Linked DNA regions of Homo sapiens: regions 1, 2, 3 and 4 are each linked to region 5. A link is a contact called in ENCODE Hi-C or POLR2A ChIA-PET data. All regions are on one chromosome and are shown on one strand. The core of a region is the stretch at or near the end of the contact, and the rest is flanking DNA. Distances in the headings are between cores, read along the strand shown. Region 1 has its middle 170 kb from the start of HABP2. Region 2 holds the start of CASP7 (caspase 7). Region 3 holds the start of MXI1 (MAX interactor 1, dimerization protein). Region 4 holds the start of CCDC186 (coiled-coil domain containing 186). Region 5 holds the start of GPAM (glycerol-3-phosphate acyltransferase, mitochondrial).

Region 1 (4,516 bases), core at 1,474-3,973, 1.2 Mb before region 5:
GCACTTAGCCCGATGAAGGGCCCTCACCAACATCAGCTCTCATCACTAACTCTTCCCCTTTCACCCTATCCTGCTCATCATAAAGAAGACCAACATCTGTGCTCCAGGGTTTGTGTGTGTGTGTGTGTGTGTGTGTGTGTGTGTGTGTGTGTGTGTGTGTGTAATTAAAGCGATCCCTAAACTTGAGAATTATTGAGCATAAATGCATTCAAACTATTCATATTTTCCATACTATTAAGATTTCCTGGCATATCAATCTTCTTTGTGGCAGAAATCAATAGTCACTGTACTTACTGAAAAAGGTCTCTCCAGACCAAAACCCCTGTGTCCCAGGGCTGGGAAATTGGCTCCTAGGAAATAAACTCTGGCCTGCAAACTTTTCCAGACTTTCCCCAAATCCCCAGTTGAGTAAAATAATGAGTCAGGCCCTCTAGGACATTGTCATACACCTTTTGGGGCAGAATAAAACACTTTAAAATAATTCCACAACTGAGGAAAAGGTATAAAGAAAACATCTGGGAGGGAGGAAGGGAAGTAATGGTTATCCCCAAAAGGGTAGGATGTCTGTAGGGGCAAGGATGGTGACTTTTAGTGCTTATACATTTCAGTAATGTTTGAATTTCTTACTACAGCTATGTATTATTTTACAATGAGAAATTTTAAACTGACCCCATTCCTAGGCTGGTGGGGATGGGGTGAGGAGGGTAACCAGTAGAAACTGCCCCCAGACCTTTCTTAACAGAGAAACTCTTAACTTTTCCTACAGGAAGCCCTTCCGGGTGCAATTCCTTATCTCAACCTCTGCAACAGTGCCTACCAATGTTATAGCACTTCATTCATTCAGCCTTTCATTTGTTCATCCACTCAACAGCTATACTTTGAACAAGGCCCTGTGGGAGGCCCTGCGAGGCAAAGACAAGACAAGCGAGTTGCCTGTCACACGGAGCATGGGCTGGCAAGGAGATCCATAGTAAACCTCCAGTCCTGCACTCACCCTTAATGGCATGTGCTTGGATAGAGATGAGACAAGGCCCAGAGGGGCACATGCTGGAGAAACTGAACCCCAGCCCAGAGGTCTGGGAAGGCGTCTCTGGGCAAGAGACCTTACAGCTGGGAACTGAAAGATGAGAAGCAGCACTGACCAGGTGAAAGGGGTGGCAAGACCAGGAGTGTCTGGGCTGAGCACCCAGGCAGGCACTGAGATGAGAAGAAACAGAGCTCACCAAGGAAAATTGAGGGAACTCAGCCTGCTGGAGAAAGGTCCAAGGAGAGATCAAAGAAGCAGGAAGGGCCAGATCACCTGATGCTTTGCAGAATGTGGGATTTTAAACTTTACCCTAAGAACAGTTCGAAGCCACTGAGATAGGTATCCCTGAGGACTCCATTTGTTCTCCACTGTTTTTGTTCACTTCCACTCTGACACACAAGCTCCTAGCTCCATGCCTGGCAATTAACAAGAGCCTAAAAATAATCAGCTGGATGGCTGAACCCAGTCACCCCAGGGAGGGAGAACCTGCAAGCAAAGACCATGACCGCACATCCGACATCTCACCTCTCTCCCTCCTTTTGTCTCCCCTGATCCAGGCCTGCAAGCTGAGAAGTGTACAATCCTCACAACAAGGAGTGATTGGCAATCAGGTGCAGAACTAAGCTATTTCTTTCACCACCACAGTCCTTCCAAAATGTTCCCAACTGGCATCAGATATTCTCATCCTGACCAGTGAGACAACCCAATGAAAACTGGTGACTCAGAAAGGGTAAGCATTTGTCAAAGGCTGTACAGCAAATCCCCGGGTGCTTGGCGAGTCATGTCTTGGCCAGTTGTCAAGGGCAGTGTCCCCTATGTCATTCCTCAAATACATATTTCTAGGCTTAATTATATGAATTTACATTTCTTTGGCTCAAAAAAAGTAGGTATAGGGGCATTTTCAATGCTGCACACAACTGAAAGTAGATTGAAACCATCCCGACCTCAAACAGAATGTCAAAGCAGTTGGGTTTCTGAGCAGCAACAGAATACTTTTTATAGAATGGGAAGTCAATTGAGAAATCATAAAAAATTAGAGTTGGGAAGGACCTCTGCGCTCACGAGGGTCAGGTCCCAGGGGCTGCTGTAGAATTGTTCCCTGTGGTGAAGGGTCTAATGTTTTGTCCACTCAAGTTTTAAATATCTCAACCAATAGCTCACCCCTGGGGACACCTCTCCACAGGGCAATAGATCTTGCTGTCAGGGCTTTTTTCCTGCTATTCAATCTCACTTTTCCTTTCCTCCACTTCATCCCATTTGTCTTTGGCAGTAATTTAGACAAGAGTGTGCTGACGTTTGAAAACGAAAAGCCCTGTCTTTGCCTTCAACCTCGTTTTTCCAGACCCTTCTACCTACGGAAACTTCAAGATCTGGCAGGGAGAGAGGGAGGGAATGAGGAAGAGAGGCAAACAAACAGACTGGCGTGGGTTCTGGAAGAAGCTATCAAAGGGCCAGCCCCCAAGGCCTTGAACCCACAGGTGTACAGGAAGAGAGGGCACTGCTGCTCCGGAATGTGCAGATTATAGAGGACCTGACTCTCAAAGGCAGAAAGTCACCGAGTTTTCTAGGCAGTCCAGAGCTCAGCCACCTCTTGCTATGACACATTAGACAGAAGGTGGCAGCATAGCACCAGGCTCTGTGTGCTCAGTGGCCCTGTCCATCGCAGCACACCCCAACTGTTCGGCTTCCAAACTCCACGAGCAACAAAACCCAACCGGCTGGAACGCCGGGCTTAGGCCAAGAGTGAGCTGCAAATCAAGGCCCTGGCCAGTTTTTTAAGTCAAATCCCAAACAGTTAGGATTGTGTGAGCACAGTCCATTTTCTCCCCAAGAACATCTTGCAGCCAGAATGGAATCCAAAAAAATAACTGCAGTCCTGAACAGCGGTGTTTGTCCAAGCTGATCTAAACACATAAACTTACCGTCTCGTCTGGTGTTTTGTGCACAAATTTTTGTGTTTAAAGACATCTGGGGTTAATGCTTTTTTTTTTTCTTTATTCTTTCTAGCCCTTGGCTATTTATTTCTGAATTTGTCTCTGGTTTTCCTGTTTCCCTTTGCTTATTTTTTACTTATTTGGTAGTGTTTGCATGTGGTTCTTCTGAAAGCAAGGATCCACAGGCTACGCATTTCTCACTTGGAGCTGAAGTCCTGCTGGGGAACCAATTATATGTCCTACCCACCAGGGAGAGTGTGATATTTTTTATTACTTTCTAATTTCAGGTCTTGAAATGGCTTCAGTGATCAGAACATTCTTCTGCTTAAGAACCTAAAGGGGCCAGTGAAAGGATGCTTTTGATTTGTATTTCATTTAGAATGGTCCATACTCAACCAAGTGTACTCCAAGGATTTCCATGGGGCCTCAGAGGCTTGAAGTGGGGAAAAGCAAGACAAAGACAACAACAAAACTTTCTCGCTGCTTGCCTTATCATACTGGGAAAATGCCGGCTACTTGGGGAAAGTCTTTCTTTGAGAAGTTGGTGAACTGAGAAAAAAATGGATAGAATTAGAACAAAACAATTTCACTGGATTCTAAGTCTATTTAAACTACAGTAGTAAATCAAAACCATACCTCTTTCTCATTACTCATGGCCCGATAGTAGAGCCTCCTAAATGCTTATTAAAGCAAAAGCAAGAAGTGTTTCATTTCTAAATACATTCACAGGAATCCCCAACAAGGTGGTTGCTTCTTTCTAACTGTTGTTTGTTTTATGCTTGTTTCTCTTCTTGAAAGAGTTATCATGAAACGGAAAGGCTTAAAAGGGGGGTGGGGGTGGGGGTGAGGGTCCAAATAGGCTCTAATGAGGAAGAAGGAAATAAAAGTCAAATTCTCCCCGAATGTCTGAATTTCTATTTATTTATCTTTGCAATAAGAGAGGATGCCTGACAATCCGGAACTGCTCTTGGATAAAACGAATCATACCAAACAGCTAACAACCCTGCAGAATAGCTCAAAGCCCAAATTATGAGCTATTTCAAATCCTTTCCACTTGCCATGGGGGTCTTGACTGAGTTTTTTCTTTTTTTTTTTTTTTTTTTTCTTTTTTTCCTGGCTCACATGCTTAGCCAGGAGGTGATTCTGAATGTTTATCTGAAGTATCTCCCTGATATTCTGGGGGGACTTTTCTCTCAAGCAAAAGCTCTGCTGAAAAGAGGAGCTTGTTTTAATTCTCATTAAGTTATACCCAGTATTGTGAACCTTTTACTAGTGAACAGTTAATTTTAGTGAGACGGACTACAAGAAACTGCCATATATAACCACGCTCAGTGACAACATTTTACAAAATGTGAGTCAAACATAAACATTTATGACTTTCTAATAAGCCAGCTACCATATTTGCTATTATATGACGCTCTGTTAAAACAATCTTTTCTACTTTTAAATAGAGATCCCATGAGAGCAAAAATGTTTATCTTTGTTGTGTATAGCTTCCTTAAGTACCATTTTATCATATTATTTAAAATTCAACAAATTAGCAGCCAGTATTTAT
Region 2 (4,093 bases), core at 1,508-4,007, 1.5 Mb before region 5:
CATGTTGAGAAACAGACATGAAAAAAAGGATGGCGTCTAGTTTGAAATGCAACTGTGGTGTATGCCTTGAGGGTGAACAATCTGTAGCCATACCAGGGAAACTCAAGAGCCTCACAGAAATTAGGGAAACTCCTCAGGGGAGGAAATGTCTGACCTGAGAACTGAAAAGGGGGAAGCAGAGAGGGTAGGTGGGAGCGATGCAGGCAGAGAGAACTGTGCACTCATTAAACATTTGAAATGTTCCACCAAAGGATGGGTATAGCTTAAACTCATCCTTCTCAGACACTAAGAGAGGGCTTTGGACTTAGCTACTGAGATGTAAAATTCAGGCTGATTTCTGTGGCTCAATGATGGGACGCTTTCTAGAACTTTCCCTCCAAACAGTAGGCCATTAGGTCTTCTGTCTGAAACCTACCGCATCCTTCTGGGTTGATGCTGAACACTGTCTGCAGTGACAGAAAGTGTCTCTTCTAACAATCCAAGTCAGCAGTGGTGGGACTTGGCTCTTTCAAATCTGTAAAGCTAAACAATTAGTTACTTTCTTATTCCTATGAGACTGGGCTTGATTTTTGGAACCTCCAAAGAGCGATCATAGCCCAGGGTGGTAACCAAGTGGGGAATGCCTGATCTCAGACACGTCATTTCAGTCAAACCAAGACCTGGTTTTGACCTCTTATTTCCTCCTTTCATCATCACAGTGCACCAAGAAAATCCAGACCTATCTCAGTTCTGCCAAGCTGTCCGTAGAGGGTACACATGGCATTATTTTCTCATATCTGTCCCCTTTTTAAGGTCCAGGCTGCAAAGAGCAGTCATTTGAGGGAGATTGCTTATCCCACTGTTAAATATGTCTAACTTCTCTTTAAATAAATTAATACATGAGACACTCAAAGCACTAACAATGATAGGCACATAGTAAGTCTTGGTTAGTCACTGTAACTCTTATTCTTACTATTAGCCACCAAGATTGTCACTGTTTGCAGACTGAGACCTCATCTTAATCATTTTTTTAATCATAGAAAAATGTCAGGTACATGGCAGGCACCAAATCCATTTTTCTTTATAAATCTAACTTAAATGTATTTTCAAATCCTTCAGCCCCTTCAATAAACTGCTGTCCAAACAGCAGAACCAAGGAGACCCAAGAGGGTGGTTGAGAACCCTGAGATCTGGGGCTGAATCAGTTCTTCCACATATTAGCCATGGGACCTCAGAAAAAGTGCTCGACCTCTCTAAGCCTCAGTTTCCTCATCTGTAAAATGGGAAAACAACAGTACCTATGTCACAGGTGGTTGGGAGGATGAATGAAACAATGCATGTAAAATGCTAGGTGGCACAATCTAAATAGTCAAGAAATATTCCCATTATCACCACTGCCCACGAGACTAAGATAATATGCAACTGTCAACCTTTGCCGATATTTAAAAACCACATCCATATTTTAAAAAGATTTTGTAGAGACTGAAAAAAAGTTCCTGTAGTGATTATTTCTAAACATGTTGAACAGGAGCCCACATGTTGGGGCAACTGGTACACAGCTGGGTAAGAAGTCACTGCCCAGCTATTGTCTGAACTTTTTACTTTCATGAAGGGGGAAATGGACTGCAGCTGCTTCCCCTGAAAAGTGACATCATACAATTTGTGACTCACTTCTTGCCCAAATAAAAATCTTCCTAAAGGGCACACAGAGAAGACCTGAAAACCTCCCCCTCTTGCCTCTAGCAGCTGGGAGGGGGAAAGGGAGGCTCTGCTGGGCACTCAAGCGCTCCGCTGCGTCACCCAAGGCTCATGGCACTGCTAGACCAGGGCCTTTACTTTGCTATTGCAGAAACTTTAGCTTCTTCAGAGACGTTAAGTAACCTGTCCAAAGCCACACAGTTTACAGGTGGCAGAAGGTGGACTGTGAATCTAGGCAATGGCGGTACCAAGGGTGAAGGTCAGGCCGGCGAGACCCAAAAGGAGGAAATAGCCTGTAAGTTGAGACAACAGGGAGGGCCACGTCAACTAGCCCAGGAGCCCAGAAGTTCAAGAATAAAGATCTGGAAATGATACACCCACAATCACCCACAAGTAATTTTACTGCTCCATAAACCGCAAAGCTGTCACCTGGAGCCTAACACTCCACACGTCTAAATGTCTCCTGCCTGGTTTCCACCTCCTCAAGGTCCCTCTAAGAGCCCTGCAGCAAGGACGCTCAGCTCCAGTGTACTCAGACTTGACAGAGCCACTGCCGCGAAACGCGTACCATAATCAACTCTGTCCATCCCCGCCAACAGTCTGCGGGGATCACCGTGGTTCCCATTTAACAGAGAGAGGGTTGAGGTCCCACCGCCGGCAGGCAAGGGGTGGGGACCGGAACGCAGGCAAAGGAGCCCTCGCTGTTAGCCGCTGTGCCAGATCACGAGCCCTCCTCTCCTAAATCTCGAATAGTACGAGGTGTCCCCTAGCCCCCCGGCTAGGAGGGAAGGGAGGACAAGCTGAGCAAGGCAAGCGATGGAGAGAGCGGAACGGGCCCTCTTCCCAAAGTTTCAGCGCAGGCCGTCGGGGCCACTCAGTCCCACTCAACCAGGCTCCCCTAGACCACGCTGGGGGCGCAGGGGGGAACTAGGAAGCCGGCAGGAAGGAGGGAGGCAAGGCGCGCACGGCCGGCGGGCTGGAGAGGCGCCGGCCGAGGTGGGGGCTGCAGTTACCGTTCCCACGGCGGTAGGGCGGCTGGGACTGGCACAGTCTCTCTCCGTCGCTCCGCAGCAAGGGTCTGGGGCCCCTTTAGCGAAAGCGAAACTAAAAGTCTCGGCGCTGCGGAGGGAGGAGCCGCCCTGGGTAGGGCCGGGCGGGGCTTGCACCGCCCCTGGCTCGGGGTAGTGCGCTCCGCAGGGGTGGAAGAGCCCAAAGCGACCCGTGTCCCCGCACGCATAGTCCCTGGAGGGCGCTCTCTGCAAAGCTGGCCGCGCGCTCTGCCAAGTTGGCCCCTCGCTCTACAAAGTTGAGCCCGCGCGCGGGAGAACGCGCACAGCAAAGTTTGCAGTTTCCCGGGACAGCCGAGCCGCCGCGGGTTGTTCCGGGAAAAAAACAAATCTGCCAAACTGGCCGCGCTCCAAGTGACCCAAAGAGCGCAGATTTCGCGGCGGCGCTCAGTGATGGGGCGCTCGTGTGGTCACCTCCACTTCCCCGCCCCCAGTGTACACCTCGACCTGGGCCTTCACATCAACTCGGAGACCCCTTTCCCATAGCCAGAGGCTCTCCCCTAGCGAAACCTGGATCCCAGCTGGAACTGCTGGCGTCCCCCTGGGGGACTCCACGCCTACATTAGCATGCGTACCCCACAAGGCTGATCCGCTTCGGGCCCGCTGTGGCATCCACTGTGGTCTCCTAGACGTTGCTTTGCGGGGGGCGCCCTCCTGCGCGCGTGGGCGTAGGACGCTCCCTCAGCTTTGAAGGAAGTACCCACCCAGCAGCCCAGCTTGCTGGTGGAGATGCTGCTCCTGGATCTTTCGGGAAATATTTGTTGTGCGCCCCCGTGTGTCAGGGACTGGGTATGCGGCCGGGAGTCAGTCAAACACGGGAGAGACTGAGCACTTCCACGGATTCTAGTTCACCCCAACCCCACAGCATACGCACACACACACACACACACACACACACACACGGACACACGGATTCCAGTTCACCCTGACCCCACAAAACACACACACACACACACGGATTCCAGTTATCCAGTTCACCCTGACCAAACACACACACACACGGATTCCCGTTCACCCTGACCCCACAAAAGACATACACAGGCATTCCAGTTCACCCTGACCCCACAAAAGACATACACAGGCATTCCAGTTCACCCTGACCCCACAACACACACACACACGCATTCCAGTTTACCCTGACCCCACAACACACACACACACGGATTCAAGTTCACCCCGACCCAACACACCCACACACAAACACACAGATTCTAGTTCATGAAACCCACCACACACACGGATTCATACACACACACGCACCTAGTTCACCCTGACCCCACAACACACACACACACACACACACACACACACACACACACACGTCTTTCTTCACCCTGGCTCAGGGAAGC
Region 3 (4,706 bases), core at 579-3,078, 2.0 Mb after region 5:
TTTGTGTCTGAGGGTTGTTGTGTTGGGTGGGGGGAAGGTTGCAAGATCTGACACGTTGCAATCGGGACCTTTCTTCTTTCTTTCTCTCTCTCTCACACACACACGCGCACACGTACACACACACACTCGCGCCTCATTGATCTTCCTACTTGTTCGGACACATTAAACATCCCGGTTTCCCCCTATCTGTCGGTCTGTCTGCCTAGTTCCCTTCCTCCTTTTCACAGCTATTATTCTGAGGACGGTGCTGGATACGCTGCACACGCGTGCCCCCGTTAGGGCGCTGAGTCGACTGCCTGGGGAAAGCTGGGTGACCTGGCTGGTAGGGGCAAAAATGAAACAAATAAATACAAAAAAGAAGCCAGGCCAGGGTGGGGTTCCCAGCACACCCCCACCCACGCACTACTATCCACGTGAATCTGGGGGTGGGCGGGTGGGGGGAGTAGAAATCGACCAGGAAGGCGTTTGCCTTGCTTGCCCTGTGCGCTCACTCAAGAGCCGTCTCCCGGAAAATAAAGAAAAAGCACAGAACAGCCCACACCTTCTTCCCCAACTATTGTTTCTCAAAGATCCCAAAGTTTCCTTCTAGCCGCGTCCCCACGGCCAAGTTTCCCGGGCTCAGGACGGCGTGTCCGGGGCGAGCTGCTGGCGTTGCTTGGCCCCGCCGGCCTCCTTCTTTGGGGGGGGGGGGGCGGCGGTGGCACCCCACGGCAACGGACGTGCAGGGGGACTGTGTCCGTAGACGTGATGGCCTGAGCCCAGTCCTGCTGCTAGAGGGAAGGAAAAAGGCGAAGTAGGAGGGAGAGAGAGAGACAGAGCCGAGCCCACGCCGTGGAGAGCTGTTTGGTTGTTATTGTTGTAGTGTGTGTCTGTGTGTTTTCTTTCTGGAACCTCTGAGCTCTGCCTATGGTTTCCAACTTTCGGCTTCTAATCCCCACCCCACCCAGGAACGAGCAACAGAAAAACAACACTTGTCTGCCTGAGAAGGCTCCGGAAAAAAAAAAAAAAAAAAGGAAGAAAAGCGACCTCAAAGAGATGAGCTCTCGGCTCAGTTGTCAGCAAACAACAACACTCCCCCGCTCCTCCGCTGGGCCATCCTCCCAGCCCCAGCCCGCCGGAGAGGACAGACCGACGCACCGACAGGCCCCTCTCCCCCTCGCCCGTCTTTGTTACATCTTTAGCAGCTTTGTGCGTGCGTGTCCTTTCTCCGGTGTCATCGGCTTTACTGCCAAGGGCTGGATGTGTATGTTGGGCGGGGGGGGGACGGGCCGAGCTCGCAACAGGGGTCGCCCAAGTGGGCGAGAAAGAAAGAACCGGGCGCCGAGGAAGAGCAGGGGCCCCCAAACTTACTTTTGTTTTCTTTCTCGATCTGCTCCAGGTAGCTGGCGGCCTCGAGCAGAATCTGCACGTTCTGCAGAAAAGTGTTGATGTGCTTCTCCATCGAGTTCTCGCTGGTGTTGAAAATGTCTGAGAAGGGGCACCTGGGCTTGGCCCCAGCGGGGTCCTCGGGCAGGGCCGGGGGCTGGGGCGCGGCCACGGCGGGGGGCACAGCCGGGGGCGCGGCGGGGGCCAGCCCCGCGCCCTCGCAGCGCGCCTCCTTGCGCGGCCGCCCGCGTTTGCCCATGGAGGAGCGGGGGTCCGCCGAGCTCGTCCTCTAACGGGGCTGCGCGGCCCGGCCGAGCTCCGGGCCCCCAGGGAGACCCGGCCGGCTGGAGCAGAGAAGGCGCCGGGGCGAAAAGCCGGCCTGACTTCCCGAGCCTCGCTGCCTGCAGTTGTGTGTGTGAGTGTATGGGAGTGTGTGTCGGTCTCGCTGTGAGTCTGTGTGTATGGGAGATTGAATGAACCTACAGGACAGACGGAGGCACTCTGGCGCCTGGGTCCTAGTGCGAGCCTGTCGCCATCGGACCGGTCAAAATAAAAGGTGGAGACTAGCGAGCGAGGCAGGGACCGCCCCTGCCCGTCCCCGCAGGCTTCCCTGCCTCTCCCCAAGGCTTACCACAGAGTAGAACACTGTCTTTTAACCGGAATGGAAAAAAATACCTGATGTCTCTGGGTGCACCTGCATAAAAACAAACTACTTTTTTCACAGAAAAATAATGCCTCAGAAAGTGTCCAGCACAATGCCTGGCACATAGTTAGGTCCCCATACATGGTGGCTGCTATGACTTAAAAATAAATAAATAAAAGCTCCCCAATCCAAATGGGAAGAAGGGAACCAGTGTGTAACCAGAAGATCCCCCCACCCCCAACACAAACACTCCTACTCACAGACACACATACATACGTAATCACGCACACACTTGCGAGGCACCTGTGTGTGCCTTCACACAGTCAAATGAAATCCCAGGCCGTCCAAATCCGAGTTACAGATTTACTCATGCCTTTCTCCCTTCAAATGCAAAGTTATTTTCCAGAAGTGGGAGGAGATGTCAGCATCCCTCTCCACACTCCTCTGCCCAGCCTTGGTTCAGCTGTGCAAAGCTCACACCAGGATGCCTCCACACCTGGCTCCCTTTAATTTGAGAGGCAGAAGTGGCAGCTCAGGAACCACCCCCCTCCCCAGCTGAATTCCACCTTTTGCCTCTGAAAACCCCTACCCCAGCTGACATTGTTTCACTGCCACTGCTGTCCGCAATCATGGATGCTTTCCAGCCCTGGGAAGTACTGGAGGTGTCAGGGGATGATTGAAGGCTGCTCTAGGGTGCCATAGGAAAGGGTTCAAATCCCAGCTCTGCTGCATACAGACTGTGTGAGCTTGGACAAGTCCCTTAACCTCTCTTGGCCTAAGTTTCCACATCATTGAAATGTGTGATAAGATGCTTGTGTATTGTATCTGACTTAGCACACTCTGGCCCATGGTAAGCTCTTTTTCTTCCAATCCAGACCCAGGCAAGAGCCTGAGTCCCCTATTCTGATGTAACTTGTATCTAAGAAAGGAACAAGATGTAGTGAACAAGACTCTTCTGCACTTCCTTGGAAAATATCTCTATGACAAGCCCATCTAAATATGGTTACTTTGCAAGGTCACCTGGAGTTTTCCTCCAGGGGAACCATTTATATAGAGGACAAAGACAATGCTGCCCCCTGGAGGTGTGCGATGCAGCCACCCTACTCAAAGGCAGCTTCATACACATTGTCATAAAAACTCTTGATGGCCGGACGCAGTGGCTCACGCCTGTAATCCCAGCACTTTGGGAGGCCAAAGCGGGCAGATCACCTGAGGTTGGGAGTTCGCGACCAGCCTGACCAACATAGAGAAACGCTGTCTCTACCAAAAATACAAAATTAGCCGGGCGTGGTGGCGCATGCCTGTAATCCCAGCTACTCCGGAGGCTGAGGCAGGAGAATGGCGTGAACCCGGGAGGCGGAGCTTGTAGTGAGCCGAGATAGCGCCACTGCACTCCAGCCTGGGCGACAGAGCCAGACTCCGTCTCAAAAAAAAAAAAAAAAAAAGTTTATCTTCCATTATTAGAACAATTACTGATTTTTTGCTTCTGTGAGAACCACAACCTGAGTTATTCGTGTTGAAATGCCTGTAAACATCTAAAAATGTTAGGAAGACCTCATGTATGCACAGTTTCAAACAAGCTTTCTCCAATGCCATTTTGCAAAAACTGGCCCTTGTGTGAAACAGCTCTGATCTCTCTTGCCCCAAATGAAAGATGGTACTGAGACAATGAACCAGCTAAGCCCAGAGAAAACCTTGCTTTCTCTTTAATTGCCCATTGGTGGCATGGGTCAGATGTATAGTACTGCAACATACATGCACCACCAAGACAGGCACACGCATGCATGAGTGCCATGGTGGGGGAAGGGTGTTTTGTAATTATTTATTTATCCCTGTTCCATCTCTCATAGGTCTGCGAGTTTCAGAAAGCCCAGTGGGAATCTTCAAGCTGGGCCACGGATCTGACCAAAGCCAAAATAAACAATGGCTTGAAGAAAATCTACAAAAAAGTGCTGATTTGCACTATTCCCACAGTCGGCCACAGCCCCCACCATCATTCCCATGGAAAACACCACGGCTGGTGCCAAATCAAGTTTTCCCCCCATCATAGGGGCATTGTTTTTTGTTATTATGTGAGTTCTTAGCATCAGACAATGGCACCACAAGAGACACAGTGGAAGCAGGAGAAATGCCTTTTTGTTTCACAAAGTCTGTGTTACTGTGCCCCCAGAGTCTCGCATATAGTTTAGTTGCATATATTCATTTTGGTAACACGTATGTGGAACGACGAATGTGCCAAGCTAAAGCCCGAAGCCCCCTCCTTATTTGTTTTCAGAGCCCATCAAGTGTTAAATCATATTAACATCCCATTGCTCTCTCCCTTCTCCCGCTCCGTTCCCCAATTAACAGATTTCTCTAATAAAGTTGGCCCCAACAGAAAGAGTGGTGTTTCAGGGGTTATATCACAGGACAGGCATCCAGGATGCTGGGTTACAAGCTCAGCTCCATTCCCGATTAGATTTGCTTCCCAGGAGGAGCCATTCAAACCCTTTGCAACCCCCCCTTTCTTTGGGGTTTTGATTCCAGAAGTAAACAGGCCCCTTTGGAAATGCTGAGAATTTCTGCATAGAACAGGTAGGGGATGTGAATACAGCCATTCTGATGAGAACACATGTGAACTCTTTGAAAGAAAAGCAGAAATGCCCAATGAAGTCAGCTAGAATGCTCTCAGAGGGCCCGGGATATCTTGGGTGCCCAG
Region 4 (4,732 bases), core at 2,017-4,516, 2.0 Mb before region 5:
CTGCTGGTAGGAAAGGAGTTACGGGTTATTGGAAGGAAGACCACAGAGGTAAAAATGCCATTTTTATTGCATCATATCAAGCATACATCCTATGAATATGATTATGACAATTGATGTAGGATTTGGTCATCTGGCTGTGGTAGTGTTTGTTGGGTCTTTCTACTATATTCTTTTTTTTCCCTTCCCTTTTCATACTATACACTTTGGAAGGAAGCTATTATTTGAAGCCCACATTTAAGGAGTAGGGAGTTATGTTGTCCCTCTTTGAGGATGCAGTATCTGCAGAAATTATTTGAAATTCTTCTGCATGGGAGATTTGTCTCTTCTCCATTTACTAATTTAATAACGGACTCGGATATTTATTTTATACTTTTTTTTTCTTATTTTATACTTTTCTAATCCAAAACTACTGTATTTCCTTGCTCAGATTTTTCCAGCTTTGGCCACAGGAAGCTCTTTCAGTTGGTTTCTGTTCCTTCACATACTATCATCAGGTGGTATTTTGTTTGTTAAGCACTTTATTACTTTCTGGGATATTGTATCTTTTCATCCAAAAATATTGTAAGTAGGTGTCTTTAAGAGATTACCACTTTTTAAGTAATATCACCAAAACATATCCCAACTTTAAAAACAATAATTTCTCTTGCTTTCCTTTCTTTTCTCCTTTTTCTCCTTTCCTCTCCTTTCCTTTCTTTCTGAAAGGGTCTTGCTCTGCCGCCCAGACTAGAGTGCAGTGGCACAGTCATAGTTCACTGCAGTCCTGAACTGCTGGACTCAAGCCATCACCCTGCCTCAGTAGCTGGGATTACAAGTGTGAGCCATAGTGCCTGGCCATAATTTCTTAATATCATAAAATTAATACTAAACATTTCCAGATACCTCAAATGTTATTTTTTAATTTTCTTTTTAGAGATGGGATCCCACTGTGTTGTCCAGGCTGGTCTCAAACTCCTGAGCTCAAGCAGCCCACCTTGGCCTCCCAAAGGGCTGGGATTACAGGTGTGAGCCACCACACCCAGCCATTCAGATGTTATCTTAAATCGTTGATATGTTCAAATCAGTATCAAAACATCCTGTATTTGCACTCAGTGATATATTTTAAAAAGGGGTTTCTCTTTAAATCCTGTACTTCTCTTGCAATTTATTTATTACAGTAACTGCAGGGTTTTTTTTTTTTTCCATTCAATTTTGTTGATTGCATCCCCCGGCAGGAATACTTCACAGGTGGTGTTGTGCTTCTCTATTGTAGCATTTCAGAAAATACATAGTATGTAGTTGTTTCACTTTGGAGGATATTAAGATTGATCTAGTAGGTTCAAGTGGTGCCAGCCCCATCCATCCATTACAATACGAAGCTTCCTATCAGTTTTTCATCTAATGGTTCTAGATTCACAGATGACCATTACCTAGATCCATTATTTCATCAGGGTTTGCAAAATGGTGATCATCTATCTTTCTTTCTGCAATTATTACATGGAGTTCTACAGAGAAGAGCTTCCCCACATTGACTATTTGATTGACATTCAGTTTGCAACAGGAAAGGTAGGATGAATGCTTGATTCTTTATCAGTTCTCAGATTGTAATGACTTGTTGGCATCTTTCCAAGAGGGTCAATGACATTAAAAAAAATAAATGCACTCACTGATTTTTTTACATAGTGCGTCTCAACCAGTTGCTGTTATTATTTTTGAATGCTAAATTTGTCCTGTTTGAGAAGTTGGGGCATCTTTGAACTGCCTTCTGAGTCTTTTGGGTACAGTTCATGTTATCTTTGCTTTTCTTCCTTGCTTTCTGCTACAAGCAATATGTCCTAGGCTATCTTGCATATTTCTTGCCCCTACTGGGAATCAGCACTTAACCTCCAAGAGAAGCCAAGGTAACTTTTTTTGGGCAATGCTCTTTAGAGATCACAATCTGGGGAATAGGAGTGTGCAATGGGTTGGTCACTGTTCTAAGAGTTTTCAGTGGACACACCTTTTTTTTCACGAAAAAAATGTACCATGAGTTAATTCTGATATTTGTAAATTCAAATATAGGATTGCAGAATTTTAATATAATGTCTTTGGTTTATATTTGTATTTCTTTTCTCTTATGGTGAAAAACTTGGTTCACAAAGATATATTTATATACTTTATACTAATTATAAATTCAGAAATATTCAGAAATAGTAATACCTATGTTATTACTGACGAGTACCGAAAACAGCTTAAGGTTTCTTCAGTTTTTTCCCCTTGGATTAATGTCTCCCTAGGAAGGCTTGGTCGATTTATTGTTTTAAAGTCAAATCATTTATTTTCTATGACAAGACACTTTAACTGCAAAATGTGCTTCAGTGTAGTACCTTCATTTAAGGAGGAGTGAGGTGCCATTACACCTCCGTGTGTGTGTTTTGCCAACAGTATCGAAGACGCTTAACAGAACAGTAGTAAGTTTTGCTTTACAAATTCTTACATTGCAGAATCGTCTGCATCAGCTATTTTCATTCATGAGATATGTGTAAGACCTAAACCAAAGAACATCGTTTCCCCGGACTGAGGAGGTTTGCGAAACCTCCAGAGACTGAACTGCTGACCTTCCTTCTCTGGGCCGGGCGAGGCAACTGTACCCAATACACTTTTTGTTGCCATGCTGCGTGCCAGGTTACTCAGCCGGGAGAGGACACTTCCTACCATCAATGCGCTCAGCTTGAAGCCAGAGACGAAGGCACCGACAGTTTATTATTAAACAATGGCAGCAGCGCCACGCTGAAGACACGAACGCGCTGTTATGGAACCCCCAGAGGTCTCCCCCATCGTAGCCTGCTCCAGCCGACTCCGCCCACGTAAGGTGCAAGGTTTCCGCATGAGAGCCGGGAAGCCACAATTTCAAATTCTCTTTTATTGCTTTATGTCCCTGACTCATGCAGGCCAAAGGGTGAGGAGGAGTAATAGCCAACAAGAGCGTCCTGCAGAAAGAAACAGGCTGCGTGGGTCCGGAGGAGCTTGAAAGGAAGAACCCGACCAAAGGGCAGGAGACCCGGCTCTCCAGGTCGCGGAGGCGTGGGTGCCCAGCCAGGCGGAGTGCGGGGCGGGGCCTCTCGGGCCGCAAGGTGGGGCCTCCTGGGCCGGGAGGTGGGAGGTGAGCTCCGCCAGCCCAGCCCACTGCAGACAGGTTACCCAGGACCTCAAGGTGTGCTGCGTCACCCCGCCCGCGCTGCGCTGATTGGTTCCTCCAGGGAGCCCCCGCCCCCTCAGCTGTAACCGGGCCGGCTTCAGTGTCGCCGCCATCTTTGTTGATGTGTCAGCTCCGCAGGGGTTTGGGGAAACGGCCGCTGAGTGAGGCGTCGGCTGTGTTTCTCACCGCGGTCTTTTCCTCCCACTCTTGGCTGGTTGGACCCCGCTATGGAAAAGTTGGCCCCTGAGCCAGAGCTCCAGCAGCCTTGTTAGGGCGTGGCCTGAGGCTTGGATAAGTGGGGTAAGTGTCTGAGGGGTACTCGGGGCACACCGGTGAGTCGCGGTGGCGGTGCGGTGGGGCTGCCAGCCTTCCGCTCCTTCCTGCACGTTCCGTGGCGGGGGCGAGGGCGAGTGCGAGGTGGAGGTCGAGGTCGAGCGGGCTCCCCGCCTGGCTCCTTTGAGGGCGCGGAGGAAGGGGAGGGCTGGGGAACGGGTTTCAAGCCCTTTCCTCTCCCTGCCTTCCTCCTTCGGTTCCGGGACCTTGGAGGTGGCAAAGAGGGGTCAGCGGGGGTCGTGGGGGCTGTGCCTCGAGAGCGTCTGAATTCGAGCCCATTGCCTGGGCTGCGTGTGAACTGCAGCCAAGCCCTACCTGCTCGAGAATCTTTCCTAGACTCAATCGCCTATTTCGTTTTTCGTCTCAAGTTGACTGTATGTGGGTGTTTTATATTTACTGTTGTGAAGACTTGTTACCCTCTTCCAAACACTTCCATTACTGTGATTCTAAGTTCCTTAGAAGTGATTCTTTGGAGTGGTGGATACTGTTCTTTATGTTGTCTTTCAAGGACGTCAAGGCATTTCATAAACCTTGGTTGGTAAGGAAGGGGTTTCAGATTTATGTCTCCATCAGTAATGAAAAATGGCAAAAACAAAACAAAAACCCTTCTACGTGTCCCTAAGTAGCAATCTTGGGAAACAGTGCAGGTGTGAGTATTGCTTAGCTGTTAACAGTTTAACAACTTCACCTAATATTCCCATCTTGATTTTGTTTAGAGGAAAAAGTCCTGGATTTCGAGTCAGAACATCTGGATTAGAATCCTACTTCTTTCACTTGATAATCTTGTTACCTGTGGAAATCAGAAGAGAGAATATAGTAAAAATACGCAGTACAGTCCCAGGTACTTGGCCGTTTTCTCTGCATGTGTGTCATGTTCCTTTGATGCCCAGCTTTTTTTTCTTCCAAAACGATAGGCCGGGTGTTGTCTTCTAAGGTGTTCAGTAAATCAGGGTTTCAAGAGGTGTGCTGGTAGTCATTCAGAAGAAATTAATCTGCTATTATCTATTTAGGTATGCTAGTTGTGGGTGTGGCTTTCCCAACTATCAAGTACACCTTAATATTTACCGAGTGTTCATCTCGTGGGAAGGATTCAGGTTCAAGAGAGATTGATAGTGAAACTGAACTATCTCTGTGTGTAATGTACACTGTTCCCTGTGTAACTTCAATTCTTTATCCAACATTACACAAATAAAAAACAGTAATGATTGGCTAGGTTCATTTTTCTCTTTTATTTCTGGTCTTTTC
Region 5 (4,326 bases), core at 8-2,507:
AATCACTGGGTATCTTTCTACTCTGCCTTGTGGGAGCAGAATTAATTTCCTACCCTGTGCAAACTTTAGTAATTGCTCTCTCTTTTCTTCATACATGATTATTTCCTGCCCTTAGGTAGCTTCCTCACACACATGCTCTAATCAGCGGAAGACTGGAGTGAGATCTGTTGTAGATCTCCACAGCTCCTTCTTTCTCTGTGTAGCTTTCTCCTTTCTGATATACAACTCACAGTTCCAGCTGCTTTGGCCTCCCTGCTCTCCCAGTTCTATCTCTTCAACTCAGGGAGTCTGCCTAGCTCTTTTTGGCTGCTCCCTCTAGTTAGTAAATCAAGGCAATCATAGGGCTCACCTCATTTGTTTTCCCTCCTCAAGGACCACTGTCCAGCACAACGTTTAAAAGCCATTGTCTTATAAATGCCTGTTTGTTTTTGTTTTTAGTTGTTTTAGGCAGGAGAGTAAATTCAGTCCTGTTGCTCCATCTTAGCTGGCTAGACTGGATTGCTATAAATTTTAAACTATCTAAATAGTTGCATATATTTAGGGGGTACAAATCGATGTTATGACTTATGAATACAATGTGGAATAACTGAATCAAGCTAATTGACATATCCACCTCAAATACTTCTCAGTTTTCATGGTGAGAACTTTTGAAATGTACTCTTAGCGATTTTGAACTGTATAATACATTATTATTTACTATATTCACCATGCTGTGTAACATATAGTCCGAAGGGGGAAAAAAGCCCTTATTTCTCCTAACTGAGGCTTTTTATACTACAAGCCTTATTTGCTTCTTTTCATATCTCATTTTCCTCCTTAAAGGAAAAGGCACTCAGCCACTTTGGTAGAAATTACACAACATGGCCATTTGCAATCCCTGCCTCTCCCATTCGTAGTAAATCCTACATAGTCTTACAGATCTCATAAAAAGTCAGACCACACACATAACCTGATAGCCCACGCGCACATTCCCAACAGAGCCTGGAAGAGGGACAAGCTCCCGGATAAGCTGAATTTACACAAAGCAGAATGAGGTACCCACACACACTCACACACGCATGGCCTAGGCAGGGTAACCATCTGTCCAGGCGCTCACACACTATCTTTAGCCACACACAGGCACGCACACTCGAGTACACACATTACACCCTCGGATCCGCTCACGCTCCCTGAGGCTCGCAGGCCGGGCCCCGCCCCCGGCGCTGGCTAGCCGGCGGCCCCGCGTCAATGCCACGCGCCGGTTGCGTCATCAGGGTGCGCCACTGCAGCTGGCATTGGCCGGGACTGGAAGTGCGGGCTTCTGCAGCAGCCGAAGCTGGAGCTGCTAGGGTGCGAACTGCCAGGGCAGGTGTGGGCTGCGGGAGGCTACTCGGGCCGGGAGCGCCGGGACAAGTGCATGGAGGTGGTGCGACTCCTGCAAGTTGCTGGGGCAGTCGTGTCCCCTATTCCCTGACACCCGAGCTCCGGTCTTCTCCCTGAGAAATCGGTCGGGCTCGTGCAGGGGTGGGGATCAGGATTCATCTCTCCTGGGGAGACTGCGCTGGGGCATGGGTTCCCCTGGGTTGGAAGGAGTCCTTATGGACTCAGTCCCCTAAGTATCTGCACGCGCGGAGGCGCCGCCAGCCAGCCCGCCTGGGTCCCTAGGGAACATTGAGGCAGTAAGGGGTACTCTGAGAGCAGCCGGTATGCTGGAGATAATTAATGACAGCGTTACCATTGATTGGACTGAGCGCTCACTGTGTGTTACACACTGTGGTAGACCCTTTGTTTATATTATTCCGTCCTCTCAACAATCCAGGAGGTTAAGAGCTATCATTCTGCCCATTTTCCAGATGGGAAAACTAAGGCATAGAAGTTAACCAACTTATGGTAATAAAAAATCACACAGATGGTAAGCAGTGGAAGATTTAAACCTCACAGCTGGTCTTCCAGCCTCTGTCCTTTTCAGATCCTCTAGTCAGCTTCTCTCAGCGCATGCTGCTGGCTGGTGCCTCTGGGATATTGCTTCTTTATTACTCCTTGACCTAGAGCGAACTGTGCGGAGGGAGGAAGTGCAAAACGTGGACCTCCTGTTGGCACAAACGAGCCTCTTTGTCCTCTCCTCATCCTCTCTTCACTTCATTTTCTCAGGCAGCAGCGGCTCCCCTGTTGTATGGACATTCTGCACCCGAAACTGATAGCTGAGTCCTGAAGTTTTATGTTATGAAACAGAAGAACTTTCATCCCAGGTGCATTGGTTTATTCTCTCCCCTAGCCTGTTATGTTAGATTGTACTTATGTTAAATTTTTAAGGACATAGGTGGTTATGCCGAGAATAACAGTGACTGTAGCCAACCCATGTGGGGATTGTAAAGAAATTGGAATATGCCTTCCAAAGGAACACTGTTAATCTAGACATGACCTTTCAGGATTTTAAAGGAATAATTTTAGGCCAGGTGAGAAACAGCCAAAAGCAAAAATAATGTGAGGCTAGAGATTATGTTTGAAAGTTTTTATATTTTGGATTAATATCTATTCTAGGAGTTTACTCTTAGTGAATCTTTTTCCTTAGGGTAGAAAAAAGCTTATCGAAAAGGATGAAAACTTATACATCAGATATTTCAAAATAGTGTGCTTTTCTTTCAGAGCTTTGTAGCTTTGTATTACCTTTGTATTAAAAGTGAAAATGTTCTTTTAGGACATCACAAGAAAATTAAGATCTTAATTTAAGTACGGGAACTTAAGGGGTGCCCTAATTGCCTTAATTAAATAAACATGCCTTCCTTCTGCCAGGAACTATTCAATTAACAAAAATGAAATAAGAATAAGCTCTTATTTTCATTTGCAAATGACTATTCATAGCTATTTTGTTTGGATACAATTCATAGCTATTTTGTTTGGATACTATTTTGTTTGCATACTATGTTTTGTTTGGATACTATTCATAGCTATTTTGTGTGGATACAAAGGATACAATGTTGTATCCTTATATATTCAGGAAGTCTTAGAATACAAATGCTGATTTTTTTTTTTTCTAGTCAGGGAAGCCTAACTGTGTTCATATAAACACATCAAAGTCAGTTTTTACCTTGTGACTCAACATGGTAGAAGTCTGTCAGTTCATGTGATATCCCATTGTGGAGCAAAGTAATGTAGAAATCAGAATTTTGAGTTCTAGTATTTACTCTCTCGATTCCTTGTTAATTTAAATGGTACCTATTTTTTATAGCACATGATTTGGGAATTACACTTTGTGACATGGATGAATCTGCACTGACCCTTGGTACAATAGATGTTTCTTATCTGCCACATTCATCAGAATACAGTGTTGGTCGATGTAAGCACACAAGTGAGGAATGGGTAAGTTTAGGATAAGAGTTAAAAGCACTCAGCCTAAAAATGTTCATTTCAATGATGTTTATGAAGGTGCAAATACTGGCAGCAACATAATATCACATCAAGATTAATAGCTACAGAAACTGGTATGTTTATGAAGCCTAATAAAAAATTTTATGGCATTATATTGGGAAGAAAAAATGGTTAGAAAATTTATGTACACTGATTATGTTAGAAAACAAAATAATCATTTTGCATAGGAAAAAAACCCTAGTAGTAGTTTTGGGTCGGTAAGAAATTTTTTTTTCTTTCTTTCTCTTGGTATGTACTTTCCATGAGTTATACTTGAAAAGCATGAATTTTATAATAGAAGTAAACTTTAAAAAATTAGGAACTTATAGTATGAATTCAATCCAAAAGGCGTACATTTTCTTGGATTGTTTTTCCTATTTCAATATAACATGACGTATTTTAAATATCTTAATTGTCTTTATATAAAAAATGGTGGGGTTTTTTTTTTTGCTTAATTTTGAGAATGTTATATCTGTATAACAGAGATGTGAGCAACTGAGCTCAAAGTTAAGCATTTTTAGAATAGAAGAGCAAGGTTTGACCCTAATTGAATAGTATAGCTATAATTTAAGTTCTGGTCTTTAAGTTCCCTTGATAAGATAAAGGAATGTTATATAAGTTTACCTGTTTTTTATTTAAAGTAAAATTATAAAAACTTGCTCACTATGTAAGGCCTTTATAGTTCTGTAGTGCGACTGTGTGATTTAAAAGGGGGTAAGGTTAATTGTTAGACTAGAGATCCAGGAGTCTGAATTGATTTATCTAGCTGTCAGAAGTCTGTTTGACCTTCTACAATTTAGTTTTTAAATTTTTGAATACTGCCTTCAGTGTGTAGCTATTACTATCCTTGGGTGCTCAGCTTTTGCTTATGTGGTAAGCTTTTATCCAAGTGTTGATCATGGAGGGAGTACTTAAATGAAAATCACCCAGAATATGCCA

Evidence for each region. A loop is a pair of places that touch in the nucleus more often than their neighbours do. ChIA-PET counts read pairs that join two places held with the same protein, here RNA polymerase II (POLR2A). Pooled maps may share reads with other maps.
Region 1: a map of naive thymus-derived CD4-positive, alpha-beta T cell shows a loop between it and region 5 (7-fold over the local background). The contact joins the enhancer-like site here to the promoter of GPAM in region 5. A Hi-C loop is called at or near these places in 2 of 168 maps with a recorded cell type or tissue (IMR-90 and naive thymus-derived CD4-positive, alpha-beta T cell) and 12 of 50 pooled maps.
Region 2: a map of CD8-positive, alpha-beta T cell shows a loop between it and region 5 (19-fold over the local background). The contact joins the promoter of CASP7 here to the promoter of GPAM in region 5. A Hi-C loop is called at or near these places in 2 of 168 maps with a recorded cell type or tissue (CD8-positive, alpha-beta T cell and naive thymus-derived CD4-positive, alpha-beta T cell), 2 of 37 single-sample maps with no recorded cell type and 11 of 50 pooled maps.
Region 3: a loop to region 5 is called in a pooled map, with 5 times the contacts of the local background. The contact joins the promoter of MXI1 here to the promoter of GPAM in region 5. A Hi-C loop is called at or near these places in 11 of 50 pooled maps. POLR2A ChIA-PET finds 5 or more read pairs at or near these places in 2 of 52 experiments (CD8-positive, alpha-beta memory T cell and activated CD8-positive, alpha-beta memory T cell).
Region 4: a loop to region 5 is called in a map of CD8-positive, alpha-beta T cell, with 8 times the contacts of the local background. The contact joins the promoter of CCDC186 here to the promoter of GPAM in region 5. A Hi-C loop is called at or near these places in 3 of 168 maps with a recorded cell type or tissue (CD4-positive, alpha-beta T cell, CD8-positive, alpha-beta T cell and naive thymus-derived CD4-positive, alpha-beta T cell), 3 of 37 single-sample maps with no recorded cell type and 11 of 50 pooled maps. POLR2A ChIA-PET finds 5 or more read pairs at or near these places in 1 of 52 experiments (PC-3).

Annotation. Positions count from the first base shown.
Region 1 is chr10:113,383,463-113,387,978 of GRCh38, reverse strand. No RefSeq gene overlaps it. Among named protein-coding and RNA genes, the nearest start is that of HABP2, 170 kb to the left of the region's middle. RefSeq lists a silencer at 2,560-2,669. Within about 2 kb of position 2,723, at least 8 of the 41 ENCODE cell types and tissues checked have a DNase peak (open chromatin) inside an H3K27ac peak, as active enhancers do.
Region 2 is chr10:113,678,576-113,682,668 of GRCh38, reverse strand. CASP7 (caspase 7) reads right to left here and starts at 2,757. Exons shown (of 7, transcript NM_001227.5): 1 at 2,691-2,757. RefSeq lists enhancers at 134-263, 1,882-2,171.
Region 3 is chr10:110,204,727-110,209,432 of GRCh38, reverse strand. MXI1 (MAX interactor 1, dimerization protein) reads right to left here and starts at 1,828. Exons shown (of 6, transcript NM_130439.3): 1 at 1,351-1,828. The coding sequence starts at 1,624. RefSeq lists a silencer at 1,578-1,657 and an enhancer at 3,247-3,747.
Region 4 is chr10:114,172,737-114,177,468 of GRCh38, reverse strand. It overlaps CCDC186 (coiled-coil domain containing 186), which reads left to right and starts at 3,266. Exons shown (of 16, transcript NM_018017.4): 1 at 3,266-3,454. MIR2110 (microRNA 2110) reads left to right here and starts at 3,290; the gene lies at 3,290-3,364. It also overlaps a transcript of TDRD1 not described here. RefSeq lists a silencer at 2,931-3,200 and enhancers at 3,261-3,460, 3,056-3,584.
Region 5 is chr10:112,180,696-112,185,021 of GRCh38, reverse strand. It overlaps GPAM (glycerol-3-phosphate acyltransferase, mitochondrial), which reads left to right and starts at 1,257. Exons shown (of 22, transcript NM_001244949.2): 1 at 1,257-1,329; 2 at 2,131-2,228; 3 at 3,209-3,339. The coding sequence starts at 3,238. RefSeq lists a silencer at 1,110-1,339.